Linked DNA regions of Homo sapiens: region 2 is linked to region 1. The links are chromatin loops, found by intact Hi-C in ENCODE. Cell type or tissue: CD14-positive monocyte. All regions are shown on one strand. Links, peaks and the distances in the headings refer to the core of each region. The heading gives the core; the rest is flanking DNA.

Region 1 (16,535 bases), core at 6,429-10,428:
GTTACTGTCCAGTGTTCAATTTCATAAAGAAGCAGGAACAGACTCCTGAAAAATACCCGGAGAAAAAAATGAACTATCTTTTCCACTTCCACAGAGCTCTTCGAGCATTACATGACTTTCTTTTGAATTGGCATATTATGCACCCCCTAAAAGAAAACTCTCTACTTTAATCCCAAGAAAAGCATTATTCTTATTCTTCATTTGAATTATTTTTTAGGCCAAATACAGTAAAGGAAGTTGCACTGATGATTGTGCTTAAATATATAAATTGGGGCAAGACAGGGAGCAGCAAGAAATGTTTCAACTGTGAAGTCTTTAATAGAACATGTATCATTCATTTTTCCCCACTAATCCTCAACAGACTCCTATTATCTTCAGATAATAAGAGAGGCTGCCTGCCATTAATTTAATCACTGTAATTTCCTAAGAAATAAAGACTGATGTCTATTGAAAATTATTCCAATTATGTCTTTGAACATGAGTTCAAAACTGGTAAAATTACCACTTTCAATAATATATTAACCTCCTAATTGTTATTAGTTATTCTCACAATCCTCTTAAAGCAAAGAATGACATTGGGGCCCAATTCTTTTATTCAACTTTGAGACACAATTATTTTTAAAACTTTGCTCAAGTTCAACCCACTTCAGGTGTAATCTAACCCTTTAAAATACATCCTAAGAAGCAATTTATCTGCTTAAAAACAAAAACTGGGCCGAATCCTTTTTATTATATCATGTAAAATCAAACTATGTAACCACTTGAAAATAAGTAGAAGTAGGTAAAAGTAAGGAAATCTCACAGAAACACCAATGATAAAAGTACTGGAGGCTGGATGCAATAGGTTATGCCTATAATCCCAGCACTTTAGGAGGTCAAGGCTGGAGGATTGTTTGACCCCAGTGAGACAGCCAAGTATAAAGGGGTTTCCCGAGAACCTTCGACTGGCCTGTGCACAGGGAGGTGTGTGCACTGTGGTGCAGCCATGAATTTCACACCATTTGCAGAGCGGAGGATTCTGGCTTCCCCTGTTCTGGGGTGGTAACTGGGAATTCAACCTATGAGGCAGGAAGCCTACCAGCAGAACTCTCACTTTGCTGAGAGTCCCTGTTTCCCTTTTTATTTCCTTTTTGCCCAATAAACCCTGCCCTTCTCACCCTTCAAAGTGTCTGCGAGCCTAATCTTTCATGGTTGTGTGACAAGAACCTGGCTTTTAGCTGAACTAAGGAGAAAGTCCTACACCACCAGGAGTTCAAGATCACCCTGGACAACAGAGTGAAACCCCATCTCTTTTAAAAAATAAAATATAAAAATTATTTTTTAAAAAAAGTACTTGGCCGGGCGTGGTAACTCATGCCTGTAATCCCAGCACTTTGGGAGGCCAAGGCGGGCACATTATGAGGTCAGGAGATCGAGACCAGCCTGGCTAACACGGTGAAAGCCCGTCTCTACTAAAAATACAAAAAATTAGTCGGGTGTGGTGGCGGTCCCCTGTGGTCCCAGCTACTCGGGAAGCTGAGGCGGAAGAATGGCGTGAAACCAGGAGGCGGGGATTGCAGTGAGCTGAGATTGCGCCACTGCACTCCAGCCTGGGCGACAGAGTGAGACACCATCTCAAAAAAAAAAATACTAATAGCCAACATTTATTAAGCTCTGATTATTTAATTTGTACAGTCATGTGCTAGATGCTGCTCATGCATTAAGTATTCATTTTCACAGCAACCCCGTGAAGGTGGTGCTGTTCTTACAAATGAAGACCACTGCCCTGGCATCTGCCGCTGTGGCTGCTGTTGACTGCTCTGTTGGCAGCTGCCACTCCATTGCTCACGGGTGGCTGCCGTGCTGCCCCCAACCTCCTCTGGACACCCCCATCTCACCGCACCCCACCACCAACACACACACACACCTCTTTCTGCTCATTGATGAGGACTTTCCATAGTGGCACACACTTTGCTGTGAGCATTGCTTGGGGAACAGAGAGCACAGGGGGTCTAGGTCAGCGACGCCTGCACAAGGATCTGCTGCCTCTTCCCACACTGCTAGACTTCTTGGCTCATCTTGGCTTTTGCCAGCAGCCCCATGGCTCTCCCTCCAGTCCAGCCTTTTGTGGATCTGAGTCCATCAGCTAAGTCTGTACATGTCTAAGCTAAAACTGCAGAGAAATTTAGCCTCTCTTGCCCAGGGCTTTGGGACTCTTGCAATACTCCTGGTCATGCCTCTGTCCTGAACTGTCTGGAGCTCTCTGACAGCCAGGAGGTGACTGCCTGTCACACACATGTGCACACGCACACACACACACACACACACATGCGTACACACACACACACACGCACACACACACACACACACACACACTCTTAGCAGTTGGCTGGCCGCCATCTAATGTAGCAGGTCATGTTAGCACACTGTCTTCCCTGACACTGTTCAAAATATTAGTCCCAAATTATTAGCTATATGAAGGAGCTGACAGCTACTACTCTCAAACTTCTCAGTGTTCTGAGTCTAAATATGCTGTGGGCTCTGTGCATACATTTCATGAGGATAAAGGAAGCACAGGGAGATAGGGAAGAAAGGAACAAAACAGGAATGAAGGGAAAGGAGCCCTTTTGGGCAAGCAGATTCCAAGGGGTGCTCTTGTTGGGTTTTGACCACCCAGAGGGCACCAAGAGGACAGGAACACCAGAGGCAGGGGAAGAGCTGCTATAAGAAGAGGATGTAAAGAAGACAAGGGAGTGTGAAACACAAAAGTCACTTCTCGGATCCACCGTTGCCTTCTCTGCTTCTCCTAGAGGCCAGCGCCACATCTTTTCACCTGTTTAGCCCACCCTCAACTCCACCGCATGCCCTAGAAACTCCCAGGCTAGAGATTCATTTTTGGCAACTACCAACACCCAGGAAAAACTCTGTCTGTATCTCTCCTTGACCAAAACGTATGTACCACCTAAAATGTTGTTAAAATGAATATCGGCCGGGCGTGGTGGCTCACGCCTGTAATCCCAGCACTTTGGGAGGCCGAGGAGGGCAGATCACGAGGTCAGGAGATCAAGACCATCCTGGCTAACACAGTGAAACCCCATCTCTACTAAAAATACAAAAAATTAGCCAGGCATGGTGGCGGGCGCCTGTAGTCCCAACTACTCGGGAGGCTGAGGCAGGAGAATGGCGTGAACCCAGGAGGCGGAGTTTGCAGTGAGCGGAGATCACCCCACTGCACTCCAGCCTGGGCGACAGAGAGAGACTCCGTCTCAAAAAAAAAAAAAAAGAAAAAAAAAGAGAATATCATCCTCAACGGTTTTGGATAAAAACAGACAAAGAACATTAAAGTGAGAAAGGCTGACAGGGCCCCAGCCACAGTGGAAGTCAGGAGGATTGGATGCAGATCCTAAATGTGCGATATAAGATGACGCTGCTCTCTCTGCTTCCCCACTGGTCCAAAGTCATTACATTTCTTTTTTTCTTTTCTTTTCTCTCTCTCTCTTTTTTTTAAATAGGGTCTCACTCTGTCACCCAGCCTGGCATGATCATGGCTCGCTACAGTTGCAACCTCCCCAGGCTCAGGTGATCCTCCTGCCTCAGCCTCACTGAGTAGCTGGGACTGCAGACACACACCACCACACCTAGCTAATGTTTGTATTTTTTGTAAAGACGGGGTTTCACCATGTTGCCTGGACTGGTCTTGCACTCCTGGGCTCATGCAATCCACCCACCTCAGCCTCCCAAAGTGCTGGGATTACAGATGTGAGCCACCGCGCCCAGCCCAAAGTCATTACCTTTCTAGGTGTTTGGTCCTTCTGGCTTGTAGCAGGTTCCTGACTCAGCACCCCTACCATGAGCATATTTTAAACCCCAGGTTGACGTGCAGGTCTGGCAATGCTATTGGGCAGCCTACATTCAGGGCTCATGGTCACCATGTCCTCACTCTGATTGTGGCTCTGCCAATAACTACAGCATCTATTCCACTTTTTAGAAAACTATGTTGCTTTGACATTTACAAATGCATATTTGCATTGTTGTAAGCTTAAAAATGCAAAAGAAAAAGTTAATAGAGGAAAACAAAAATCACCATCATCCCCAGGTCCACAGGTACCCACTGTGAACTCATTGTGCATTTCCTGTCCACTTTCTTCTATTCATTTTGAAAATTTGTAACATAACAAGGGTCATTCTGTACATACAGTTTTGTGTCTGCAAGGCCTAGTCTTAGAGCTCTGCATGGACGGGGATGACAGCTAATATTTTGGCTGCTTGAGAAGTCACATTTAGATCCTTGCATCACAGTAGAGGCCCTGACATTCCACTAACTTTATTAGGCATGGATGAGATTTTGGACAGCACTCTAATGAGCCGCAGTGCTCTGAAGAGCATTCTTTTCTTATCTCAGCTGTTGAGCGTGAGGTCCCAGGGTGCAGAACAATGTGAAAGTCCACATGAACATTTTCAGTGTTTGAAAACCAGCATATAAAGCACAGAAGTGCTTCTAAGAACAAGGTCAGGAACACTTTTGAGGTTCAATGGGTAGGGTTATCCAAAATAGTTTATTTCATCATTTAGCATTTCTATGTTCTTTTAAATAAAAGCTACATAAATGGCAGAATGCAAAGATTGTTTCAACTAAAAATTCACTGTTAGTTAAAAAAAAATGTCAGATTCAGGATCCTCTGGCTCAATTTCAGAGAACTATAAAAACTTTTTCTAAGAAAACATTTTGAGAACACGTCACAAAATATCTTGTAATAAGCTTTCAGATACACCCCATTTTGATGTAACGATTTCCCAAGTGGTCCCCAAAATGTCTTTGCAGAGTTGGTTCCTAGAGAACCTCTTAATCAAAACTTAAACTAAATGTAAGTCAGCAGTTTCACTTTGACTTTGCAAACATTTCATGAGTCATAGTCAATTATATAATCTCGAATCAAGAGGGCATTGTTATTTGTTCATTGAAGAAACAGACTGTGCCCTGCTAATTCAACTGAAAAATGACTCAAACCCAAAGAAAGCAAAGAAAATGGAGAGCAATCTTCCTTTAAAGAGAGAAGAATGGTTAAGAGTCTCTTCTTTCAGCAGAGAATGAGTAACTCTTATATAGGTTACCAACATTATGGCTGGGCGCAGTGGCTCACACCTGTAATCCCAGCACTTTGGGAGGCTGAGGCGGATGGATCACCTGAGGTCAGGAGATTGAGACCAGCCTGATCAACGTGGTGAAACCCCGTCTCTACTAAAATACAAAATTAGCCAGGCATGGTGGCGCATGCCTGTAATCCCAAGTACTTGGGAAGCTGAGGCAGGAGAATTGCTTGAACCCAGGAGGCGGAGGTTGCAGTAAGCTGAGATAGCCCCATTGCACTCCGACCTGGGCAACAAGAGCGAAACTCCATCTCAAAAAAAAAAAAAAGATTACCAATATTAGCATTGTGCACATGCATACACACATAATCTAAGGAAGAAGAATGCCAATGTTCCTCTTTATCCCAGGATGTTAACCCAAAGAGTTTAGGAAATACTGCTATTTCTTTCACAAATCAGTTGTGAATCATTCATGCCTTAAAATCCTGTTGTCAGTGGTTAGCATCCTAAAGCCCCTCTCGGTCCTCCCATGAGTGCTTTATTAAGCTGGGATAAAGCTACTCCATGCCCAACAATAAGCAAGGCTCTGTGCAGCTGAGAGAAGAGACCAGGGGACAATTGCTGAGAGCCTAGGGGAGGTGGGCGGGTCCACACTTAGCAGTTTCACTTGGGCTGCAGGGCATACTTTCATTCAAAGAAAGAGTCTTTCATGGAATCAACCCAAATGCCCATCAATGACAGACTGGATAAAGAAAATGTGGCACATATATATCATGGAATACTACGCAGTCATAAAAAGGAATGAGATCATGTCCTTTGCAGGGACATAGATGAAGCTGGAAACCATTATCCTTAGCAAACACTGCATGCCCTCACTTATAAGTGGGAGCTGAACGATGAGAAAACATGGACACATGAAGGGGCACAACACACACTGACTAGGGCTTCTAGGGGAGGTGTGGGTACTGAGAACATCGGGAAAAACAGCTAATGCATGCTGGGCTTAATACCTAGGTGATGGGTTGATAGGTGCAGCAAACCACCGTGGCACACATTTACCTATGTAACCAACCTGCACATCCTGCACATGTATCCTGGAACTTAAAACGAAATAAAATAAAAAATTAAAGATGGGTTGATGGATGGATAGAGGGATGGATAAAAGGACTGATAAGCAATAAAGCAAATACCATAAAATGTTTAAAAAAAGAAAAGAAAAAAGAAAGTAGTCTATGACTTAAAAAAAAAAACTTGGAAAACTGTGAATCTATACTCTTCAATTTTGCAAAAATTTAGCAATTCTGTGCCCGAATCATGTATAACATTCATCAGTTGGCATATTACTTTAAAAATGAAACCCCGAAGTGAATGAAGACTTCACCTCACCAGTCATTTTCCAAGCCCCATGCATGGAGGAAGCATTTCTCCCATGACTGCGAACGGTGTTTTGTCTTCCCTCCCAAAAGGAAAGAACAATTACTTTACAACTTCATGAAAGCTGAAATGCAGGCAGACCTCTTTGTGGGTAAAGTCTAAAGCAGATGCAATTTTAGGTTAAACATAGAGTATTATTACTTATTCTGATTCTTCAACTGAGCCTCTGAAAATATTTATTTTCTATTTGTTTAAATGTAGGTATTGAGAGACATGGCTTCCTTTTTTCTTTCTTTGTTAAACAAATGCTCAGATGTGATGGCTCATGCCTGTAATCTCAGAATTTTAGGAAGCTGAGGCAGGAGGATCGCTTCAGGCCAAGAGTTCCAGACCTGCCTGGGCAACATATGATGACCCACGTCTCTACAGAAAAATGTAAAAATTAGCCAGGCATGGTAGCGTGCACTGTAGTACTTAGCTACTTGAGAGGCTGAGGTGGGAGGATCCCTTGAGTTTGGGAGTTTAAGGATACATTGAACTATGATGACAACAGTGCACTCCAGCCTGGGTGACACAGTAAGACCCTGTGTCTAAAAACAACAAAAAAACACTAACAATATCAATAACAACAACAAAAAAAGAAGCAAAGTAGATTTTTCCGCCACCCCCCAAAAAACATAAAGTCCAACACGTAAACACCAGATTCCCCATGGGCTTTGAAGAAACAGACATTTTATGCCCCTTAGCAAATTACTCTTGGATGAAATTGGCAGCACTCTACTTCTTTAGGTAAGTAAATAAAGATTGTTATATTTGAAAACAATGGCTTTTATTGTTATGAACTAGGAGTGGCTTTAATGGAGAAGTTGCCCTGTTACTTGACCACTGAAAAGGAAGAGCTACAGACCAGCTATTCTAAACCCAAAGTAATTATTTTGTTAGACTTAGCTCCACATTTAAGTGGCTTATAATCAATAAATCTATAAAACAAGTTAACTCGGCCACTTACTAAAGCATATTTTACAGTCAATTATCTTGGCACATACACCCAAAAGTTATATTAATCACCCTTAAAATATTACATATATGCTGTATTTAAATTTTAGAGTTGAAATCAACATGTAGTTACACCTGTTTAGATTTTCCAGGTTAAAATCATTGTTGTCGTAGTCTATGGTCTACATGTGTATCCCTGATCCCTCACATTATAGTTTGGACTCAGCTGAGATATGAGGAAGGAATGATGAGGGAAGGGACCAGCATTCTTACGTGGATCGTCATCTCCTGGGGCCATGCACTGGTAGGATCTAGAGGTTTGTGATGTTCCCAAACGGTCATGAGACTCTTGGGCACAAGGGTTGAGGCTATCTGATCCAGGCACCCCATAAACCTTGAAATATTAGCATGGTGTTTTGTTAAATGTGTCTGTGTGTGTACCGTTCTCCAGGCTACGAAAGCACTTGTTTAATCTGCAGCATAGAACAGGCTGCATTCTTATTTAATGCTAGGAACACTTAAATCCAACTGGCTGGTTCTCAATCCGTGTCAAAGGCTCAGTTACAATAAACAGTATTTATATAATATTCTTAAAGGTACACCTATTACTCTATATTCCAGAGTTATTTATTGAGCCCTGGGACTTCGGGGGATCATGATCACTGAAATTGTGTGGATAATTTAACGTGATATGTGCATTTACAGCTTTCATCATAGTCTCAAATTGAACCAGGACATATAAAAAGTAAGAATCACTAATCCACATTTTAAGATTAAGTATCTCAAAGGAGGTAGTACTAATAAGTAAAAATAAATAATACCTTATACTCTCAAAAGGTTAAAAAAATTATACTAAATATTTTAAATCTAGATTCTAATTGAAGGCTTGAAGGCATTTGGAATGGAATAAACAGCGTGGTGCCTGAGATTTACGATGTGTTGGTTATGACATCTATTTGAGCGCTCATGGAGTTTTGCTGATTTGCTGATTCCTTGTTGTGTGCTGGATGTGTGAGTTTATAGATAGACAACTTCCAAATAAATGAGATTCAACTACACTTCATTTTCTGTGGAAACCATCCAGAGAGTTCTCATTGCTCACATTTGTGGATCTATATACCAATGCAAAGAAATGTTTATTCCAGTCTTTATCTGACAGCTAGCTTCTGTTATTGAGTTAAATCTCCTGAATCCAGTAACAGAAACATTTATAGACCTTGACTCCACAAACCACTAGGTTCTGCTGTCAGAAATCTCTGAGTCACGCTCACTTCGAGAGGCAGCAAAACCAAATTTGCCCACTTCCTCTTTCTTGTGTGCTTTATTTGTCTCATTTAGTTGTAACCACATGATATGGTGGGGGGAGTCTGGACACATATGGAAATCCTGCTTCTGCCTCCCACTAGCTGTAGGACTTTGGATAAACTATTATTCTCTCCAAGTCCCAGCTTTTTCTTTTCTTCTCTTTAGTGGGGGAAGGGGGTTTTGCTGTGTCTCCCAGGATGGAGTGCAGTGGCATGAGCTCAGTTCACTGTAGCCTCAACATCCCAGACTCAACTGATCCTCTCACCTCAGCCCCCCGAGTAGCTGGGACTATAGACATGTGCCACCACGCCTGGCTAATGTTTATATTTTTTGTGGAGACAGGGCTTCACCATGTTGCCCAGGCTGGTCTCGAACTCCTGAGCTTGAGCGATCCCCCAGCCTCGGCCTCCCAAAGTGCTGGGATTATAGACATGGGCCACTGTGCCTGGCCCAAGTCTCAGATTTTTCATCTGAAAAGTGACTATAACTTAGGACCCAGGGTGCTTGTAAGGATTAAATGACATAATTTTCATGAATTTACCCAGTTGTCATCAGGCACTTAGTAGATGCTTAATAATTACTTATTTCTTATCCTTTCCCACCTTCCTTTATTTTGTGTATTGACTCTGCAACACCCAAATATATGGATCACCATCACTACTTATCATCTTTAGTGAGGCAATGTTGACCAGCAACCCAACAGCTTTAGTAAATCTTCCTAAGTTCCCATCAGATTTTGAACGCAACTATATTATAGCTATGATAGCACTTTTTTTTTTTTTTTTTTTGACAGAGTCTCGCTCTGTCACCCAGGCTGGAGTGCAATGGCACAATCTCAGCTCACTGCAACCTCTGCCTCCCAGATTCAAGCTATTCTCCTGCCTCAGCCTCCTGAGTAGCTGGGATTACAGGTGCATACCACCACGCCCGGGTAATCTTTGTATTTTTAGTAGAGACGGGGTTTCACCATGTTGGCCAGGCTGTTCTCAAACTCCTGACCTTGTGATCCGCCCACCTCGGCCTCCCAAAATGCTGGGATTACAGGCATGAGCCACTGCACCCGGCCTATGATAGCACTTTTCACTTTGTCATTTGATTACTGGTGTACATATCCATCAGCTCTCAGAACACGAGAGGGTTGTTTTCTGCAAAACCTCTCCAATTTTAACGACATAATACAGGACGGGGAGAGACAAGAATGGCTCATTCACCCTTCTCCTTTTTATCATTTGTTTTGAAGAGAACTAACACAAAAAGAGAATGATTCTCATACATTCTTCTGTAACAACTATTGCCCTACTCTTAAATGTACTCCTGGCTAGGCACAGTGGCTCATGCCTGTAATTCCAGCACTTTGAGAGACCAAGGCAGGAGGATTGCTTGAGTCCAGGAGTTCAAGACTAGCCTGGACAACAAAGTGAGACCTTCTCTCTGCAAAAAAATTAAAAAATTAACGAGGCATGTTGGTGCACCTGTGGCCCTAATTACATGCGAGGCTGAGTCAGGACAATTGCTTGAGCCCGGGAGGTCAAGGCTGCAGTGAGTCATGATTGTGCCACTGCACTCCAGCCTGAGCAAGAGAGCAAGACGTCTCAAATAAAAAAAATAAAATGCACTCCTTAACCAGGCAAGGGGGCATGCATCTGTGGTCCCAGCTACTCAGGAGGCTGAGGCAAGAGGCTCTGGGCCCAGGAGTTCAAGAGCAGCCTGGTGCAACATAAGAAGATCCCACTTTTGTAAAAAAATTAAGTTAGCCTGGTGTGGTGGGGCACACCGGTAGTCCCAGCTACTTGGAAGACTGAGTGGAAGGATCACTTGAGCCCAGAAGTTTGAGGCTGCAGTGAGCCATGATTGTGCCACTGCACTCCAGCCTGGGTGACAGAGCAAGACCCTGTCTCAAAAAAATTTTTTTAATTAAAAAATAATAATAAATAAAATATACTTTAAAAATACATCAATAAGCAGCTTCACCAGGATAGAACAAAAGTCTGCTCTTCCTTAAAGAGTATAGTATTCGTGCCAATTTTTTCAGACTTTATTCATGTTGAGAATACTTCCTGAAATCACTCTCTTTTTCAATTTTGTGTGATGCAATTTAATAGACAGATAAACTTAGCATGAATTATTACAGGAAGGGTTGGCATCTCATTCATCTGTGTTCCCAACTCATAGCCCATCACTTAGGACACTAGTAAACATTGAATAAATGAATAAAAGAAGACATCACCATTTATATATTCTGAATGAAGGTTTGCTTGTATGAGTTGATTCTGGATCTGATATGTAAGTATTTGGATCAAAAGCCAGAGATCCTGAAAAGCAAGAGGCCAATATGACCAAATCCATAGACAGTCAGTTACCTATTGAAGGCTCTCTGCTGACCTAATAACACCATGCTCAGTTCATACCTGGGAAATTTCCTGCCTGTATCTCCAGTTTGGAAAAAGAAAAAAAAATCATCATCTGCATTTCTAGACCAAGTCAACCTGATTTTTAAGCATAAGAAAAGGCCGGGCGCGGTGGCTCACGCCTGTAATCCCAGCACTTTGGGAGGCCGAGGTGGGCAGATCACCTGAGGTTGGGAGCTCAAGACCAGCCTGACCAACATGGAGAAACCTCATCTCTACTAAAAATACAAAAGTTAGCTGGGTGTAGTGGCGCATGCCTGTAATCCCAGCTACTCGGGAGGCTGAGGCAGGAGAATCGCTTGAGCCCAGGAGGCGGAGGTTGCAGTGAGCTGAGATTGTGCCACTGCACTTCAGCCTGGGCAACAAGAGCGAAACTCTGTCTCAAAAAAAAAAAAAGAAAAGAAAAGAAAGAAAGAAAATATGTGAGAAGACTGTGCCTCCTTGCTGTTACTCAGCCCCCTCCATCTCAGAGTTTACCCAGTCAGGTGTCTGTCTTGGGACAAAAAACCAGTAGGAGGTCAATAGGCTGGTGCATGTCATCTGCTTTTCAGTGATTTGAGCTCCCTTTCTCCTTCCCCTGCTGTTCCCACTCCATCAGTAATTCTACCATGCATTCTTCTCTGTGCATTTGTCCATTTCCACAGCAATCTTTCAGGCCCTCCTATGCTCATTCTTCTGCCTGTATCTCTGTCTTCTGCCTCCTGCTGTACCTGTCTATCCTACATACACAAGCATATACTACCAGAATAATCTTTCACAAAAATCACATCTCACTGGTTTAAAAACAAAAATCACTAATAGTTCTCCATCCTGGGCTTTCCTTTTCAACCACTGAAACTACCCCCAGTGTGATGGTTAATATTATGTGTCAACTGGATTGGATTGAAGGATGCAAAGTATTGTTCCTGGGTGTGACTGTCAGGGAGATCAACTTTGAGTCAGTGGACTGGGAGAGGCAGACCCACCTTCAATACGGGTGGGCACCATCCAATCAGCTGCCAGTGGAGCTGGAATAAAGCAGGCAGAAGAAGGTGGGAGAAATGGACTTGCTGAGGCTTCTGGCCTCCATCTTTCTCCCATGCTGGATGCTTCCAGCCCTCAAATATCAGACTCCAAGTTCTTCAGCTCTTGGACCTTTGGACTTACACCAGTGGTTTACCAAGGGCTCTTGGGCCTTTGGCCACTGTCTAAGGGCCGCATTGTCGGCTTCTCTACTTTTGAGGTTTTGGGACTTGGACTGACTTCCTTGCTCCTCAACTTGCAGAGGGCCTATTGTGGGACTTCACCTTGCGATCGTGTGAGTCAATTCTCCTTAAAAACCTCCCTTTCATATAGACATATATCTTATTAGCTCTTTCTTCTAGAGAACCCTAATACATCCAGCTTCCTTCTCCTGCCTGCCCACCCCGACATCTAACTCTGGAAGTCGCCCCACGTCACTTACATTAACCTCATCAGTGCTTGGCTTCTCATAATTTACTAACATTTGAGCAGATCTATCCAGAACCCCCTACCTTGTCTTCTCACTCAAGCTTGCTTCCTTTAATTCTTTAAAAATATAAACTTTCAGAGACAGAATGACCTCGAGTTAGAGTCTAACAGTGCAGCACAATCCTTTCATTTCTTTTTATTTTAGTTTGAATTGTTTGCTTTATTTTGTTTTAATTTATTTTTATTGATTTATTTTGTAGAGACAGGGTCTCTCTATGTTGCGAGGCTGGCCTCGAACTCCTGCGTTCAAGGTATCCTCCTGCCTCAGTCTCCCAAAGTGTTGGGATTACAGGCATGAGCCACTGTGCCCAGCCCATTAATAGTCAAGAAACTAAGACCCAGAGATGGCTCATGACACCCTGCTGTGAGAAAGTTCTCAGGGTCAATGCACCCTTACCCTATGGGCCCCCTAGGAAAGAGCACACACAGCCAGGGCAGAGGACAGGGAGGATGGATACTGTGCAGCGCCTACCAGCAGCCAGGCTCTGTCCCAGTGCCTTCGTAGGTTTCTTGTGGTTCTCATGAGCCCAGTTGATGACTCTGAAACTCAAAAAGTTAAGGAACTTGCTCAAAGTCAGACATCTAGCCAATGCCCAGACCCAGCTCTTGGACTGAATCTCATTTTTTTTGTATATCTCACTTCCCTTAACCTGCACCTGCTATAACATTCACATTTGTATTCATGCCCCTCTGTGCAGTTTGCTGTGTGTGAGTGGTTGTATCAGTTTGCCAGGCAGCCATCACAAAATACCGCAGACTGGGTGGCTTCCGCAACAGACATTCATCCGCTCACAGTTCTGAGGCCAGAGTCTGAGATCAAGGTGCCACAGGTTTGGTTTTAGGGCCCATACTAATGACCTCATTTTAACTTAATTACTTTTCTAAAGGCCCTGCCTATCTCCAAATACAATCTGATATGGTTTGGCTCTGTGTCCCCACCCAAATCTCATCTTGTAGCTCCCATAATTCCCATGTGTTGTGGGAGGGACCCGGTGGGACATGACTGAATCATGGGGTGGGGTCTTTCCTGTGCTGTTCTCATGATAGTGAATGGGTCTCATGAGATCTGATAGTTTTTAAAATGGGGGTTTCTCTGCACAAGCTCTCTCTTTGCCTGCCGCCATCCATGTAAGACGTGACTTGCTCCTCCTTGCCTTCCGCCATGGTTGTGAGGCTTCCCCAGCCACATGCAACTGTGAGTTCTCCATTAAACCACTTTCCTTTGTAAATTGACCAGTCTCGGGTATGTTTTTATCAGCAGTGTGAAAACGGACTAATACACAGTCACATTCTGATGTACTGGGGTTAGGACTTCAGCATATGAATAGGGGTAGGAGGTGTGGAGAGACACAGTTTAAGCCTATAACCGTGGTCCAGAACTGTCTTTTATTTCTGTTTTCCTTAATCCCATACCCGCCAAGTAGTCTCTTTCATCAAATTATAATAAAATCACACAAATACTAGACAATTTATTTAGATTTCGACTTTTTCACAGATCTGCATTTAATGTGAAAAGCATCTAGATGTACATTCACCATCTTTATTGCTAACTATACCCTACTCTTTGCTTCAAACACTCATCAAAAACAGAGTAAAAATGAATGTGTGCTCACAGCACTGAGTGCCTCCTCTGTGTACTGTTAGACGACTGAGCTGCCCTTTCCAACTTGGCATCCTCACATCCACCCACTGACAAATAGTCACAACCAGCAAGCAAACAGAACACTTCCCAGGAGGCTCTCACCACTGAAAAGAAGAAAGGTAAGGGGTGGCTTGAACGTTGCCCCTTTAAATAAAAACAGTTCTCCAGCAGTCTCAGCAATTTTTAGGGGGAGAGGGATGTAAACAGACAGTAGTAAATAGTGGAAAGAAACTAGAACAGGGTGAAAGGGGCCAAAAGATATGATTAATTTACTTATGTCCTTTCTGTGATCTAAGCTGGCGTGCAGTGGTGCAATCATGGCTGGCTGCAGCCTCAAGCTCCCAGGCTCAAGCGATCCTCAAACCCCAGCTTTCCAAGTAGCTGGGACTATTGGTGCGTGCCACCATGCCCTGCTAATTTTTGTATTTTTTTGTAGAGATGTTTTGTTTTTTTTCGCAGTGTTGACCAGGTTAGTCTCCAACTCCTGAGCTCAGGTGATCTACCTGTCTCAGCCTCCCAAACAAACTACTGGGATTACAGGCTTGAGCCACCACACCTGGCCCTTTCTGAAATATTTTAATGAGGGCTCCACATTTAAAATTATACCATCCAATTTATCTTTTTACAAAACTTATCCAGAAGCCAACCTTCTTTCCCAAGGCAATAGAGGTTTAACAGAGAACAAAGTATTCTTTATATTAATTTCAGACATCCTGAGAATAAACATCGTTCTTTCAGCAAAGCCTATCTTTGCTGTTTAATTGAAATCAATGGTATTGACTAATAAAACTAGCCATTACTTTGTGTGGCTTTTAGGGGAGTTTAACCTGAAACTGGGGATAAAACTAATTAATTTGTGTTGAAGGACTGTAAAAGAATCACGAATACACAACCACTATTACAGCACAAAAGGAGTTAACATGCATTTGTAATTTCTAGATTCTTCATAAAATGATAATACTTTAGAATGTTCTCTTTGTTGTCAATTTTACAGGATAATACTATTTTTCAATTTAAATTAGATGCGATAAGGTGTGACATCTGCAACTCAGGAACACAAGGACCGTCTGCTAAAAATGGTTTGCAGTTCTCATTTTAAAAGTGTAAACATCTACATTTGGTTTTTTTGTTTTTTTAAAAAGGAACTTCTTGCAAATATGTTAAGTCATCTTAGATGAGGACAGTTTTGTAAAGAGACATGGAGAAGGTCAATATTTGCTAAAATAAGTTGTCTCTTTTAAATAAGGTGATTTCTAAAAAAGAAGGGAAACTCACTTTTACTAAGTATCATATACTCACTCTCTCCAGCTGTCACAGATAACTTTCCCTGAGCTGTCTGAGTCAAACTACCCATTACATGGTCTCAGAACGCCAATAACCGCTCATTCACAGCCTTTATCAATATCACAAATTTGGATATATTTGTATGATTAAGATGAGTATCTGTCCCCCCACTCTATGGTGGCAGGGCTCACCATCTAATGCCAGCACACTACCTGAAGCACAACAGGAGCTCACAACATGTGTTTAATGACACCCAACCGATGGAAGAAACCAGCAGTTATTCTACCTTCACATCCCCAATACATCCTGCTGTCTCTTATTCAGCCATCTCACCGTTCTTCACAGAGCTGTTAGATACCATCCTTATATACCTGTTACCCTTCTCTTCCTATTGAAGACCAATCCCTTCATTATGCTGGGGAGGTGCCGCCCTCCTTGTTCTTGGAGAAGGCATATTTACTGTCTCTTCTCTGTCCTGTATTTTTTTTCATCTGCCCTGTATCTTTAGACAATTCCTCTCTACTTTCCTCTTTGATCCACAATCTTTGTGAAATTCTACCCACCTTAAAATAAAATTCTTTCCGCTAAAGCTATTTAGTCACTCTGCTTTTCTTTTCTTGTTTTTTTTTTTTTTAGATGGAGTCTTGCTCTGTCACCCAGGCTGGGGTGCAATGGTGAGATCTTGGCTCACTGCAACCTCCGCCTCCCCGGTTCAAGCAAATCTCCTGGGTCAGCCTCCCAAGTAGCTGGGATTACAGGCGCATGCCACCACGCCTGGCTAATTTTTGTATTTTTAGTAGAGACAGGGTTTCACCATGTTGGCCAGGCTGGTCTTGAACTCCTGACCTCAAGTGATCCACCCACCTCGGCCTCCCAAACTGCTAGGATCACAGGCGTGAGCCACCACACCCGGCCGTCGCTGTGCATTTTTAAACTTTCCCTTTAGTCAACCTTTGTAAAAGAAGTCT
Region 2 (16,535 bases), core at 6,925-10,924, 160 kb before region 1:
GCAATACATTTCCTGAACTTTTACATACTTAAATAGCCAGTTATGAAAATGTAAAACAATGAGTGATCTTGTTGTTTTCATTTTATTATGTTATATGAAAAAAAGAAACCTTGTAAGTGCAGATTTATTTTAAAAAATTGAAAAACTACTCTGTCAAACATAGCAAATAGGAAAGTTAAAAAAAAGTAAGTCTAAAGATTAGGTGCTCTGTCACTTGTCATTACATTTTTTTATAACATTAATGACACATTTTTTGCTATCCAAATATAATTTCCACTAGAAAAGAAAAGATGTCCTCCATGTTTTAAATTGCATTTGAAATTCAGGTAACTAATAACCCTTGGTTTTAAAAGATACATATAATGTTTCCGTAGGAAAAAAATCAAAATATTGTAAAGAATCTGAGTAAATGAGAGCCTCTCATGGTTGATTAAGTTCAGACATTTTAAACAGACTCCTGCCCACAAACTATTTTTCCTCTCCAGGAATAAGAATGGCAACTGAATTGTTCCTTCTTTATTCTATAGCTTTAAGTCAAACCTAACATAAGCAATCAACCCTTCCACCCATTGTCCTCTTTCTAGCTGCTTATATTCCTGAGTCTGAAAGAAGGGCAGAATTAATTCGTTTCCTTGACAGTGTTGGGGGTGAAATAAAAGATAGACCCCTGCTGCTCTGCACGTAGATTCAGTTTGTATGCCAGGGTGACATTTTAATTTACAGTAGTCCAGACACCTAAACAGGACATAGAAATGTCAACTGGTCATATTAAAATAAAAAAGTATAGAATAGTTTCTGTTTTACGGATTTTGTATCCAAGTAAATGAAAACACAATCACCTTTCAAAACATGGTATGAAATCCACAGTTGTAACAGTGAGCACAACATGCTTTCTGTGTGTGTTTTTAAGCTCTTTCCCCACATCTGCTTTTCAAAAATATTTGCCTGGAAACCTGTATTTCGCCTATAGAGACAAATACATATATTGTTTGTTGTGATAATGCACAAAAAGGAATGTTAAAAAAAAACACACAACATTGTTTTCCTTTTGATGGTCTGGGAGTTTTTCTATAAGTTTTTGGTTTTTTTTTTTTTTTCTCTTCATTAGTGTGTTAGTTCCATCATCATGTCTGTTTACTATTGAAAAATAAATATCTTCATTTAAAGTAGAGACAAAGCTACTATTTCACATTTCCAGGTAGGACAGGATGATCAGATGCAGCTTTCAAAAGAACTACCTGCTAAATCATAATGGTCTCATGTGCAGATCAAAATGTCAACTAGTATATCAAACAGTGAGCAATTCACTAAATTATTTTTACATTACTCCTATTTGACTGTTTCAGATAGTTGTATATAAAAAATATAAATTTTTGCATTGTATTGTTCTTGATGTACCAGCATACATAAACATATTAGGCTGTATTGTAAGTTTCCTGCATGTAATATGTAATGTGTAATTATATGTGATAAATAAAACCTAAAACTGATACAAATCTAGATTTTCCCTTGTCTTTCTCATTCTGACATTACTGACCTGTTTTAAAAGAATATTCCCCAAGTAAATGTTGCGACGTAGGTAAATAGCCTAAGAATTAGAGTAACAGACAACTTTGATACTAAATAAATACTTCAAAATAAAGAAGTGAACTTTCTCTCTTCATGAATTATTTCTATTTTTAGAACCAAAATGTCTCTAAACCTTGACAACCATAACTTCCTAAGCTAGAATTCTAACCAAACCATACAGAGAAGAAAAATATCCACTGTAAAGTCTATAGTTGAAAATATAGGCAGCTAAATCCACTGATAGTCTACTTTTTTTAAAAATGTGTTCTTGATGTTTTGAGCAGGAAAATTATTTGCAAGAAACAAAGAGTTTGATAAGGTGAAATTCAGAGCATGCTCTGGGTTGTTAGGTACAATTTTTTGAAGTGGAAACGTCTCAACATGAAAACACTTTATGGTAAGAAAAAAACGGCTGGGCGTGGTGGCTCACGCCTGTAATCCCAGCACTTTGGGAGCCTGAGGTGGGTGGATCACGAAGTCAGGAGATCGAGACCATCCTGGCTAACACGGTGAAACCCCATCTCTACTAAAAATTCAAAAAATTAGCCGGGCATGGTGGCAGGCACCTGTAGCCCCAGCTACTCGGGAGGCTGAGGCAGGAGAATGGTGTGAACCCGGGAGGCGGAGCTTGCAGTGAGCCGAAATTGTGCCACTGCACTCCAGCCTGGGCGACAGAGTGAGACTCCATCTCAAAAAAAAAAAAAAAGAAAGAAAAAAACTATCTCAAAATAACATTGCATAACTTTAGATTGCCTATTGAAAAGAGTTATTTACAAGGGCCTTTTGAAAAGAAAAAGCTATGTCCCTATATGTAAAAATTTCATCTCTACATGGTATTACCAGATGTAATTTCCTGACACACAGTTTTTATCTTGTCCTTCTTCTGCTCAAAAGCTTTGAATGGTGTCTTATTACCTAACGATTAAAGTCCGATCCCTTCCCATGGTATTCAAGGGCCTTCATATTTTGTGTGAACATGTCACAATTTATTCACCCATTCTGCTATCAATTGATAGACATTTGGGTCACCTCCAGTCTTAGGTGATCATAATGCTAGTGTGTGACATCTTCAGGTACACATATGCATGCATTTGTCTGGAGTATTTATCTAGAAATTGAATTGTTTGGCAAATAATACCAAATGGTTTTCTGAAGTGACTTTACCAGTCTACCCTCCTTCCAATAATGTGTGAAAAGACTATTTTTATTGAAAAGACTATTTTTCTCAAGTTCATTGTCATGTACCCGTGCCAGAATTCAGGCAGTCCAATGTGTGTTGGTCTGTTTCCAACTGTTGAATTTTTCCATTGATCTGTCCATTCTGTTTTAGATACTGTGCGTTTGCAATGAGTCTTGATTATCTAGCAGCGTAAGCCCTCCAAGTGCTTCATTCTCAAGACTGACTGCTATTCTTGACCCTTTACATTTCTGTATAAATCTTAGAACTAGCTTGTTCATTTCCACAGAAAAGGCCAAAGGGATTGTGATAAAGATAAACTGTTGTCCACTGGAAATGGCCTATGGTTTGGTTGACTGGGACATAGGGTTTGAAAGCTGAGCAATGGAAGAAGCTTTAAGTTTGGCTGAAGACTCATTTTTAAAAACTTTGGCTGTCATTTAAGGAGTATGCACTTTATTCACTGCACAGTGGGGAACCATCAGTGATCTTTAAGAACAGAAGTCAGATGATTAGATTTGTCTTTCTGAAAGATCACTAGGAGGCAACATCCATGCCTAATTTCTGTCACCTAAATTCCCAGGTATCTACTCTAAATACAGAGTTATATTCATACCCAGGCTTTGGGAGATGAATTATTCCTTCTGGAACCCCAAAGCAGAGGAGAAGTTGTTTCATGCCTGGCTTTGCAGGAGAGAGACCTCACCATGGGATAGAGTAAACAAAGCCAACCAGATACTTCTTTCTGATGCATCGACATTCAATCCAAGATTTAGTTTGAGAGGCAGGAGGGTGCCCTCTCTGAAATGGTTTATGTCTGCAAAGAAGACTTCTGATGTGCAAGAAGAGACCAGCAGATACAATGGCCCTGGTTCTGAAGCTGCGCCTGAATCACCCACCCTGCATCTCACATCACCCCTTGCCCTCCCTCTAATCCCCAGGCCGAGGCAGGGAACCCACTTAGCACTGACAGTGCTAGAGACATAATATATCCAGAAGCCACACTGAGGACCATCAAACACAACAGAACAGGAACTTGTTAAAAGATATTCAACCAGGGCTCAGACTCCTCACCCTCAAGCTTCTGACTCAGATAGAAGGAGCGATCAGGCCAACCTGCAAATTGCAGATAGTTCTCTTCGAGAAACTGGCTAGCTGAGCAGCGAATTTAAAATTTAACATGCATTTTTTTTTTAGGACAAGAGTCCTAAAAAACCACTATTTGAGTCCAAAGAAAACCACTATTTGAGAAGGGAAAATGAGAATAGTAGTTAACCCAGTTGTCAAAAATAGCTGACAGAAACTATCTATTTAAATTAGGTTTCATTTTGGGAAGAGAAGATCTCAGAACCCTTCTTTCATACCCACCCATCATCTATGGGTTTCCCAGAGCCAGTCTGGTGGCCAGCCAAGACGTGGACAATTTCACTAAGTCAAATCTATAGTCCGCATTCTAACAACGCTTTTTAAATTTCTTTTTTGCCATGTGTACTATGGAATTCACTGGAGGTGTCAGAATATGAGAACAGATATCTTCCCTTATTAAGTCTATGTACCCATCCTAAAGAATATTGACATTCGGCCAAGTGCAGTGGCTCATGCCTATAATCCCAGCACTTTGGGAGGCCAAGGCGGGTGGATCACCTGAGGTCCGGAGTTCAAGACCAGCCTGGCCCACATGGCAACACCCCGTCTCTACTAAAAATACAAAAATTAGCCAGGCATGGTGGCAGGCACCTGTAATCCCAGCTACTCGGGAGGCTGAGGCAGGGAGAATCGCTTGAATCTGAGAGGTGGAGGTTGCAGTGAACCGAGATCATGCCACTGCACTCCAGCCTGGACAACAGAGTAAGACTCCATGTAAAAAAAAATATATAGATAGATATAGATATAGATATAGATATAGATATAGATATAGATATAGATATAGATATTTTGTCAAGCATACTACAGCTTAATGTTTGCCCAGATGTGGGGGAAACTTTGTTTTTTAACTCTGTCTTCTTCCTAGTGGCAGGCTCCCTGGCCAACTTGAAAAGGCTATATAAAAGGCTTGGTCCAGCCATGGTGTCCAACTTCTCCAAGGTACCTAGGCCTCATATCCAGGCATATAGAACCTCTTGGCCTTGGCCAAGTCTCCCGAGGAATGAAAGCAGTAGCTGTAGGCACCACTCGACATTTTCCTAGTACAGCCTGGTACTCCCAGCAGTGCCAAAGCTGCTAGTTTCCCATTGAAACTAGAAATGTGTTTTCTGAAAGGAAAGTATACCCAAAACATCAAGACTGAGAGAAAAAAATTGAAAGCATTTCATATTTAATGTCCCTAAAGAAGCATCGTAGGGAATATTAAACTCAAAACTTTGCTGGGCTTTACCTGTGTTGAGTATTTTTATCATTTTGACTTACACACAGAAGGAGAATCATTCTCTTGAGTGTTTAGCACCTATAAAGGCGTGATTCGGCTCTGCCTCCAGGAAGGCTGAGACATCATATCCCAGAGAGTCCTGGGTGATCACAGGGAAATGGCTGAATATGAATTTGTTGGGTCCTGGCCATCATAAAGGCAAAAGAAGCTATAGCCAAGGGATCCCAGGCAAACCCCTACCTGTGTCATGCCTGTCACTAGTTCTGTTTTCTGGGGCTTCCACGTCTCTATCTCCCCATCACCACTCTCCTGCCCCTCGCCTCCCTGACTGCGCCATGGTTTCATTCCAAGGCTAAATATTTAATACGAAGAACACTCTGCCCAAGGTAGAAGGAGAGAAGAAATAAGAGAAACTCCTATGAGAATGTGTGTATGATATTAGGCTATCCCTGACTCTTCTTGTAAAATAATGGTGTCAATTTCAGCTGAATCATCTAGAAAGAGATGTCAGATATATCTAAGTGATTCTGTAGACTGAACTCATCTAAATCTCTCATACCCACCTGAGGGGCCCTCTCTAGAATGGCCAGGGGGATCTCATGTTCCACCTAATCCCTCAGCCCCTCCGCTTGGTTCCTGGGCCCTCTTCCTGCACTGGCGCAGCATCCCCACAGACAGTGCCCAAGACAGTGTCTGAAATTCAGGTACAACAAAAATATACATCTCCTTTACTTCAAATACATGGGGAGAGTGGTGAAAACTGGCAGCTGCTTTCCATGACCTGCCCATATGATGTGGATGGAGCTGGGATTTGAAGGGATGCCAACATGTGACTTGCAAAGGATGGGTGAAAAGGGAGGCAAGCCGAGCGATAGGTAGCTGCCCACACCTACTTGTCAAAAAAACATTCCTGCTGCTATTTGGGGATATAAAGTGTCTTTGAAAGCAGCTCACATTTTAAACCTTTTAATGATAACAAAAATTGTAATAATGATCTTGTGAACATACATCAAGTATGGACTATTTATGGTCATTCCACTAAGATCTTTATGATCTCATTTAATCTTCACGACAACCTTAGACAGTAATACTAGTATCTCGTTTCACAGATTAGGAAACCAAGCCTGAGAGATTACATTACCCACAGTAGCCCAGCTAATATATTATGTCAAAACTATACTTTTAACCTCCACATTACACTACCTCCTTCAAAAATTATTCCCCAAGAATATAGGTGAAATGCCTATGAAATACAAGTCCATAATTAGAAAAGTGGGCTTATGGTAAAGAGAATATTACATCTATGTACAGTGATAAAAAGAAAGGAAAAGATAGGAGTATATTTATTATTTTAAAATGTATCTGTTACCTCTGAATATACTTGCTTTCTGTGGCATGCTTGTGCAAGACTAATAAATTATATTAATAAAGAAATAAACCTTTATGTACTCAGTTATTGATGCTAATAATTTTATTTCCAAAGTTAGAAATATTTTTCTATAATTTAATAAATCATTAAATTTATTTAACAGAATAAAGTTAACAGATAAACAGAAATCAATTCATAAGTACTCTATACCAGGGGCCACCTTGGGTATTTTAAGAGATTCAAAAAGAGAAGATTCTGGTGATATTTACAGTCTTATTCCAATTATCTTACAAATCAAAATGAAAGTGTACAGCCTTTACACATACAAAAGAATGGTACAGATTCAGTCCTAAGTCAAATAACACATGTTTTATATACCATGAGAGTTCAGAAGGAAACACCATTTCAGCCACAATTGGCCTGGAAAACTTCACAGGTAAAATAGAAGTATGAAATCGAAATCAATGGATAGGACAAGAGGGATGTTGGAAGAAGAAGAATTTGCATGAGCCAGACACAGAAGAATAAATAACCCTGAAGACCCAGAACTCAGGGCTGAGACCCATCTTTCTGTTAAAGAGCCCTCACGTTCATGAAGAATATTCAGAATTCATTTGTTTCCAACTAACATGGGGCATAATGCTGAGCATTGGAAATAGAGATATAAAAAGACATAGTCTTCCCCTTCAAGGACTTCTGAGCCCAGTAGAAAGCAAAGAAAATCAAGCCAGCATCTACAATACTAATTAAAATTCTGAGCTTTCAAGTCACACTGACCAGGTGTAACTCCTTACTCCTTCGACTTACTAGCATATTCTTAAACTCTCTGAGCCTGTTTCTGCCACTGCAAAGTCTCTCATAATTGACGTGAGGATTAAATTAGACAGTATGCAAAAAGCTTTCAGGAAAAAAAAAAAAGTCACGCAGTTTTTTAACAAGTAAATATTTTAATGCTAATATTTTAGAATACCTTCATACAGAGGTTATTCTAGGCCAGTTATTCAGTTGAATCGCCTGATTGCTTTAAAATAAAAAATACCAATGTCTGGAACCTGCTGCAGATGAATTATATCAGCAAGTATCTGGAGGTGGGACCTGGTCCTCAGGACTTTGCTCAAAGTCCTCCCGGTAAGGCTCATGTGCCTGCTTTCTGGGTTGAGCATATGGAAGGAATAAGGAGCTCTGCCCATGTGTTTGCCGGGAAGGAGCGTGTCAAGATGAAACCACCTTTGCAAAATTATGACGGAGACAGAGAAAGAGGTCCAACTTAAATGACCCCATCTTGCCTCTAACCTCCAAGGGGTCCTGTTAATTCCTGGGCATAGGCTGAACCAACTTTGGGAGGAACTTAGTTTAGAGTTTATAGTTTAAAACAAAGATGATAACAGACCTTTCCCAAAACAAACCTCCTTCTTGCCTGGGTACTAGACGACTAACATTAGCCACAAGATTAGAAATTATAGTTTAGGAGTCACGTAGCCGGAGGCTACAAGATTCTGACCCTCCCTAAACTGCTCCTAAGATCAATGCTTGAGATGTTTTGCAGACTCTACACTTGATGGATCAACCGGCACTACCCAGATTGAGAAACCAGCCCATCTGATCTTGTGACCCCACCCAGGAACTGACTCAGCGCAAGAAGACTGGGACACCCCAGGATTTCACCTCCAAGCCAACCAATCAGCACTCCCTGACTCACTGCCCCTCCACTCCCACCAAACTGTCTTTAAAAACTTTGATCCCTAAATGTTCCAGGAGACTGATTTGAGTAATAATAAAACTCTGACCTCTGGCTTGGCCAGCTTTGCGTGAATTACTCTTTCCCTATTGCGATTCCCCAGTCTTGAGAAATCAGCTCTGTCTGGGCAGCAGGTAAGGTGACCCATTGATAGGTTACAAAGGCAGGCCTCCTGGAATGGATGATTCCTGACTTGTGTCGCTGGTATCAGAGTCTGACAGACAAGAAGGGAAGAGGATAAGATGTGTACCAAACATTGGAGAGGTCAAGAGGGGGGTTATAGTCCTCTTTTGGGGGTCTTAAAAATGGTTTCCCTTTTGAAAACTCTTGGAGTTCTCACCTTAAAATCTCTTGACTTTAAAATTTCTTTCAACCTGGAGCACATTATAAACCAGAAAATAAGAAAACCAGAATAAGCTGAAGAGAAACAGCTACCATGCCCCAAGGATGGAGCAATCAACAAAAACAGTGCTTTGAGGATCTCATGTCTCTAGCATCTCAGAAAAAGCCCCCTGACCTGTGCAGCCCAGGGACACCTTCTTAGTTTATAGCTATCCTTAAAATGAGAAAGGGCATCACTATGGCTGCAGCTGGGCCTAACACACAGCCATCAGTCAGTGGTCGGTTAATATATTTTCAGAGGAGCAATCAGAGTGAAAGACACTTAAGGCCCCTGGTAAGTGTAGGCAGCCACTTAAATCAGCCCCTAACATCTAGCTTGCTAGAAATTTGATCAAATGCTTATCTTCTCCACGGTATATGAAATGGAAGACATGATCTGCAGACCAAGATGACCAGAAAAAAGAAGCGTTCATTCCCCTGGCCCGCAGTTTAAATTCCCCGGTGACGTTATCTCTTGGGGGGAACAAAAAAGAAAAATCACACTTGAATCAGTCTAGGCCAAAAGCAATTGAGGAAGCAACCATCCCATCTCCAGTTCCCCGCCCTCTTGAGAAAACCAGAACGGAGGGCCTGAAACATTGATATGCAAGTCACTCTCAAGCTATGACTCAGTTTTCTTCTCAAAGCAATTAACAATTACCAGCATTTATTCAGTGAATGGGAGTCAGGCAAACAGACAGACACTGACAGTCTGTCATTATCGCAACAAAAGAACCACAGCTTTTATCCTCCCCAGAGGAAGTAAGACTTTAGAACTCTTCAACTTTCAAGCTTACATACTTCCCTGACCTATGGTTTATTTCATCATCAGCCTTAAAAATAATAGAAAGTTTAGCCGTTTATGTTATTTTATTTTTTTTTTTTTTTTGAGAAAGAGTCTCGCTCTGTCACCCAGGCTGGAGTGCAGTGGCACGATCTCAGATCACTGCAACCTCCATCTCCCAGGTTCAAGCGATTCTCCTGCCTCAGCCTCCTGAGTAGGTGGCATTACAGGCGTGTGCCACCACACCAGCTAATTTTTGTATTTTTAGTTGAGACAGGGTTTCGCCATGTTGGCCAGGCTGGTCTCAAATTCCTGACTTCAGGTGATCCGCCCGCCTCAACCTCCCAAAGTGCTGGGATTACAGGTGTGAGCAGCCCCGCCTGGCCTTATTTTTGAGGCACTACTTGGAGATGGACCTCCCAAGAATCATATGCAGCTCCAGATAGGGCAAAAGGAGGCCATTATGAATCATAGATATACAGGTCAACCCACAGAGGGCACCCTGCCTACACTCCCTACCCTATTGACGGCCTGGCAGGAGAAGGCACCCTTTCTGCAAACTTCCTGCAGACTGCATCCTATTGGCCACTTCCTAACTACTCAGATGCTGTTTTTAATGTGATCAAGTCCATTCAAGAGTTGGTTGTCACATGTCCATTTGAGGCCAGCACTAGATGCTGTAGAAGCCAGACTGAATGAATGACTCACGTATGGCCCCAGCTCTTCAGTACTAGACTTACAGTTTGATCAGAGCCTCAGTCATGGAGCCAAGGCAAAACCAGAATGTTCACTCCTTGGTGGTCTCATGGTTAAGATTTGTCACTCTCAAACTAGAATCAGATCCACCCCTGACTGTTATTGGATGCAATACATTTAGCTATTCTGAGCCTAGGTTTAGTTTTCTCATTCATCAGAAAGATAAAACCTACCTCACATAAAAGAGATAATGGACACAAAGCACCTTCCCTGATGCTCAGTACATGGGCAGCGCGTGTTAATGTTATAAATCACCCGCTTATCCCAGTCTTTACCAGCTGGTGAGTATAAATATTCTAACGGTTAGCTTACCCCTAAGTCTCAGTGCTCTATCCCCTAGGTCTGTCATGCCAAAACTCCAGTCTTTTCCATTAATTTTCTCCCAAATTATTTCCTCTTGGAGGCCTTGATGGGGGTGGGGCTGGTGGTATTCGCAGCAGCCCTGTGGTCTGAAGTCGGCAGAGCTCTGTGTGAAGCCCGAAAATTTGAGACAGGTCTCAGTTAATGTATCAAGTTTATCTTGCAGAGGTTGAGGATGTGCAGCTGTGACACAGCCTCAGGAGGTCCTGACGACATGTGCCCAAGGTGGTCAGAGCACAGTTTGGTTTTATACATTTTTGGGAGACGTGAGACATCAATCAACATATGTAAGATGAACATTGGTTCAGTCCAGAAGGGCAGGACAACGCGAAGCGGGCAAAGGGCTTCCAGGCCACAGCTAGGTGAAAGACAAGCTGTTGCATTCTTTTGAGTTTCCGATTGGTCTTTCCAAAGGAGGCCATCAGATATGCATTTATCTCAGTGAGTAAAAGGATGACTGAATACACTGGGAGGCAGGTTTGCCCTAAGCAGTTCCCGGCTTGAATTTTCCTTTTACCTTAGTGATTTCAAGGCCCAAGATATTTTCCTTTCACATCTCCCAATCCACAAGCCTCAGTTCCTGCCTTACATTCTGCCTCTCATGACCAAGTTTTACACAAGTGGTTGCTAGTAGATCTGTGGTACTGGTATCATCTTTGATTTCTCCTCTCCAGAGTGCTCAAGCATTTGAAAGTTGGAAAAGATGCAAATAGCCCAACTCTCACGCTCTGGACCTGTAATCTGTCCCCTCCAACCTCTGGCCGTCTCTGCTGGGCTTGTGTTACAGTGGGTAGCTCATCAGGCATGAGCAGGGCAGGACAGGACTCCCCACCCCACCCCTCCAGGAAAGTCAGGTGATGGTCAAGCAGTTGTCACACTGCCCCTCTAAAATAACAATAGGTCGCAGCCAGCGCCAGGGAGAGGCAGTCTCTCCATAGATAATAACACCTGAAATTGGTCATCAGCAGCTTCCAATAAGATCTCAGGAACTGGGTGACTGGGCTCGACCATGCACATTAAGAGGCAAAATGGGTAGTATGACCTTCTGGGGACATTCCACCAGAAAAGGCGAGAACACCTCAGGCGAGCATGTGTACAACTCCAGTAAACACACTGTGTACTCTTGTCGCCCTGGGATTATAGGCCACTGAGCATGCAGGCGGCTCTCCCTGAAGGAAGAATCCAAGGAAAGGGGCACTAGACTCCAGTAGTCGACCAGAATATAAAATCCTAGATCCAAGGTCAAACGGGGCACTTGTCCTTCAAGTCACCCACCTGGGCCTCTTCCAAGTGTACTTTCCTTTCTTTCATTCCTGCTCTAAAGCTTTTTAAGAAACCCTTACTCCTGCTCTGAAACTTGCCTCAGTCTCTTTTTCTGACTTATGCCCCTCAGTCGAATTCTTTCTACTGAGAAGGCAAGAATTGAGGTAGACTTGCACGGATTCCCCTCCACTAGCTCGGATACCTTCCACTGCTCACACTTGGCCTTTTAGCCTTGCAGTCCATGGTTTCTGCCACTCTTCTCATTCTCTAATGCAGCCTCATCTGAGGTTCCCCCAATTCCATCAAATAACTGAGACCTATCTGAACCCCAAGGGAGGACCAGTTCTTCCTTACAATTCTTCCAGGTTCCATACCAATCAGAGAGTATTTTGAACTCCCTGAACATTCTCTGCCTGGAGTAGAGGAATTCCAGCCAGACTAATAGAGTCTCATTTCTAATATATATATAAAAAAAGGTCACTAACATAGACATACATATATGCACATAAATGCACAGATATAATATGTGTTTAATATAAGGTAATTTAATATTTTTTTGATTGCCTTTCTACAGTAAGCCAAACTGCTTATGTGTCTATTAATACACCTGGTATTTTTCTGAGTTCACTCCTCTGTCCCATTGTATCTAAGACTGGCATACCTAGTCCTTCTCTCATCACTCTTGCTCCATCTATACCGATACCTCAAAATGCAGCTCAAACTTCACCACCTCCATGAAGCCCTCCTTGACCACTACAGCACACAGTCCTCTCTTCTTCATCTACATTTATTAAAATTATTGGTCATGATGTAATTTGACAATGAATTTATTCTTCATCAGGACAAGAAAGATAGACAGGAAGCAAAGAGTAACAAGACCACAGAGTGAAGTGTAAGAATATAAATTGCCTTCTCTTGCATAAACTACTGGGAAAGGAGTTTGGAGACAGATAGATGCTATGGTTTGAATGTTTGTCCCCTCCAAAAGTCCCCATGTTAAAAATTTAGTTGCCTTTGTTTCAGTGTTGAGAGGTAGGACGTTTAAGAGGTGATTGGGCTATGAGGGTTTCACCCTAATGAATGGGATTAATCTCACTTTAAAAGGGCAAGTTTGGTCCTAAAACAAGACTCAGGAATTTCCACTTCTGGAAAAATGGAGTAGATATATTTTTCCTTACTTCTACTACAAAATACCACACACACACACACACAAATTGAAAACAGAAAAACAATAGAGAAAATCACTAAAATAAAAAGGCAGTTATCTGACAAAAGCAATAAAATTGACAACCCTCTAGCAAGACTGACCGAAAGAGAAAGAGAGAGAGAAAGGACACAAATTACCAATATCAGAAATGAAACAGGGTTTTCAGTACAGACCTGCAGATATCAAAAGGATAATAAAGAAATACTATAGATAATTCAACAAAAATAAATTTGGCAGCTTACATGAAATGAGCCAATTCCCCAAAAATCACAAACTACCACAAGTCACCCAATATGAAACAGATAATTTCAATACCCTGTAAGTATTAAGGAAATAGAATTTGTTATTTTAAAATTCTCAAAAAAATGTCTCCAAGCCCAGATAATTTCACTGAAGACTTCTACTAAACGTTTAAAGAAGAATTTACATCAATTCTACACAATCTCTTTGAGAAAATTGAAGAGAACACTTCCCAATTTACTTTCAAAGCTACTGTTATATTGATACCAAACCAGATAAAGATAGCACCAAAAAAATTTACAGACCAATATTCATCCTGAATAAAGAAGTTAAACTTTTTAACAAAATATTAGCAAATAAGGTTCAGCAACATTTAATAAGAATTATACAACACGGGCCGGGCATGGTGGCTCAAGCCTGTAATCCCAGCACTTTGGGAGTCTCAGGCAGGTGGATCACCCGAGGTCAGGAGTTCGAGACCAGCCTGGCCAACATTGTGAAACCCCGTCTCTACTAAAAGTACAAAAAATTAGCTGGGTGTGGTGGTGGGTGCCTGTAATCCCAGCTACTGGGGAGGCTGTAGCAGGAGAATCACTTGAACTCAGGAGGTGTAGGTTGCTGTGAGCCGAGATCGCGCCATTGCACTCCAGCCTGAGCAACAAGAGCGAGACTCTGTCTCAAAAAAAAAAAAAAAAAAAAAAAAGAATTATACACCATGACCAAGTGGAATTTATTCCAAGGAAGCAAGGCTGGTTTGATACTCAAAATAAATCAAGAAACTCACCATATCAATAGTAAAAGAAGAAAAATCATCATTATATCAATTGATACATAAAATTAATTTGACAAACTTTAACATCCATTCATGATGAAAACTCTCAGAAAAATAAGAATAGATGGCAATAGGAACTCCATCAACTAGATTTAAAAAATATATATACCAAAAAACTACAGCTACAATTATATTTAATGGTGAAAGACTGGATGTTTTCTCCCTAAACACTGGAAACAAAGCAAGGATGTCCACCCTCACTACTCTTATTCAAGAAAATGCCAGAAGTTCTAGTTAGTGCAATAAGACAAGAGAAGGAAATAAAAGTCATACAGTTAAGAAGGAAACAAACCAACAAACTTCTGTTGGCAGATGACATGACTGTGATTATCTTTGTAGAAAATCCTCAGAAATCTTAAAAGAAAAAAACAAAAAACCCTCCCAGAACTAATAAGGGAGTTCAGCAAAATCACAGAATTGAAGATGAACAGACACAAAAATCAACTGTATTTCTATATGTTTGCAACGGACACATGGACAGCCAAATTAAATATACAATGCCATTTACAATCACTCAAAAAATGAAATAGGTGTTAATCTAATACAAACATACAGGACTCATGCTAAAAACTATAAAACACTGATGACAGAAATCAAAGACATTTAAATAAATGGAGAGACATACATTGTTCATAGGTTGGAAGACTCAATGAAATAAAGATGTCAATTCTTCCCAAATTGATATACAGGTTTTTCCCAGCAATGGGTTTTGTAGATGTAGACAAGATTATTCTAAAATTTACATGAAAGGGCAAGGAACTAAAATAGCTAAAACATTTTGAAAAAGAAGAATAAATTGGGAGGAAGCAGCAGTCTGCCCTATTTCGATACTTATGTAGCTACAGGAATCAAAGATGTGCGGTATTGACAGAGGGATAGAGACATGGATCAAATGAACAGAGATAGAAAACCCAGAAATAGGCCCACATAAATACACCAAACTTATTTTTGACAAAGGTGTGAAAGCAATTCAATGAAGATAAAAGTGTTTTCAACAAATGGTGCTGGAGCAATTGGACATCCATAGGCAAAGAAAGAAAAATAAACCTTGATTCATAAGGTTTATAACCCTCACACTGTATTCAAAAAGTATCATACTGTCCTTGATGAAATAGCCCAACAAGAAGGCAATATTTGCATGGGGCATCTCAGCAAGTCAGTGGTTTTACAAAGAGACATTTGGTTAACTTAGATATTTAAGTAAAGAAAGAAAGTGGGCCAGACGCAGTGGCTCACGCCTGTAATCCCAACACTTCGGGAGGCCAAGGCAGGCAGATCTCTTGAGGTCAGGAGTTCAAGACCAGCCTGGCTAACATGGTGAAACCCCATCTCTATTAAATATACAAAAATCAGCTGAGCGCGGTGGCGGGCGCCTGTGATCTCAGCTACTCAGGACGCTGAGGCACAAGAATCACTTGAACCTGGGAGTCGGAGGTTGCAGTGAGCTGAGATCGTGCCACTGCACTCTAGTCTGGGCAACAGAACAAGACTCCCTCTCAAAAAAAGAAAAGAAAGAAAGTGGAAGAGGAAATCTACAACCTACTTTGATCAATAATTTCTATTGGTGGATAAGGGTAACACTTAAACTCCAGCCAAAATTTATAAGGTATATAATGGAGTACTTTGTGCATAACATATAAAATCAGTATTGAAAATATGTTGTGTGATTGCTGGTGAATGATTCTGATATTCACTCATATTGGATGATACATTAAGGTGACAAGTTAGGGAAAAGAGCATTTGCATTCTAGCTTCATTCTTGGGACTGACAAACTATGGTGCAAGGAGAAACACAATATCATCCTTAATATGCTGTGCTTCCCCTGGGTACCTTTATGAGCATGGAACTGAAAGGGCACCCCACATGGAAGAGCCATGCCGAGGGGTGGGTAACTGTCCTAGGTCAGGTTCCAGAGAAGAGTTGGGGCCAGAGATGGGGATTTTTGTTAAAGTGATGCATTGAGGAGGGAATCTCAGAAGGGGCATTGGGAAAGGAGGGTGGGGCGTGGGAAGTAAGCTAATTAACAAAACAGTCTGGATAGAAACTAGCTTCCATCTAGTCTTGAGGGCAGCTCTGAAGTCCACATTGCACCACAGAGCTGGTTCTACCTTAAGGGAAATGGACTTTTGTACTCTTCATAAATCAGTTATTGGTCACTGGCTGCTGAGGGAGAGGTGGGGAAGGGGAGCAGAAGGACAACTGCTCCAGGGAAGCAGCTGCTATTCAACCAGAGGTGAAGTTCTGGAGGACAAGGCAATGGGGAGTGGTTAGCAGCCACCATTCACTGTAATTTGGGTCCATCTGCCTGGATAAGAGGATCTAAACAGATCGCTATCAACACCCAGTGGAGTCCATCTCTTCTCTCGCTCATGTTCTCTTGTTTTTCATATTGTTCACTACATAGGAACTGTCATGATTTCTGGAGAAACTTCCAAAAGGCAAGTTAGGGTGATGAACTACAGCTGTGTGGTACAATTGGTCCTAAAGCCTTCG

The links. Peaks named below come from ENCODE experiments on the same cell type or tissue, not always from the same donor. Only the 100,000 strongest peaks of a DNase experiment are listed, where the experiment ranks them.
Region 2: it touches region 1 in a loop (5-fold over the local background); 1 of 110 quality-filtered maps calls a loop at or near these places.

Annotation. Positions count from the first base shown.
Region 1 is chr6:154,293,582-154,310,116 of GRCh38, forward strand. All of the region lies in intron 1 of IPCEF1 (interaction protein for cytohesin exchange factors 1), which reads right to left. Among named protein-coding and RNA genes, the nearest start is that of IPCEF1, 55 kb to the right of the region's middle. RefSeq lists an enhancer at 9,013-9,062. In CD14-positive monocyte, for the core only: no CTCF peak of the experiment used is centred there; DNase peaks (open chromatin) are centred at 8,730 and 10,260; H3K4me3 peaks cover 2,443 bases; H3K27ac peaks cover 3,328 bases.
Region 2 is chr6:154,130,861-154,147,395 of GRCh38, forward strand. OPRM1 (opioid receptor mu 1) reads left to right here. Exons shown (of 4, transcript NM_000914.5): 4 at 1-1,496. Among named protein-coding and RNA genes, the nearest start is that of OPRM1, 100 kb to the left of the region's middle. In CD14-positive monocyte, for the core only: no CTCF peak of the experiment used is centred there; DNase peaks (open chromatin) are centred at 8,111, 9,191 and 10,061; H3K4me3 peaks cover 1,782 bases; H3K27ac peaks cover 2,949 bases.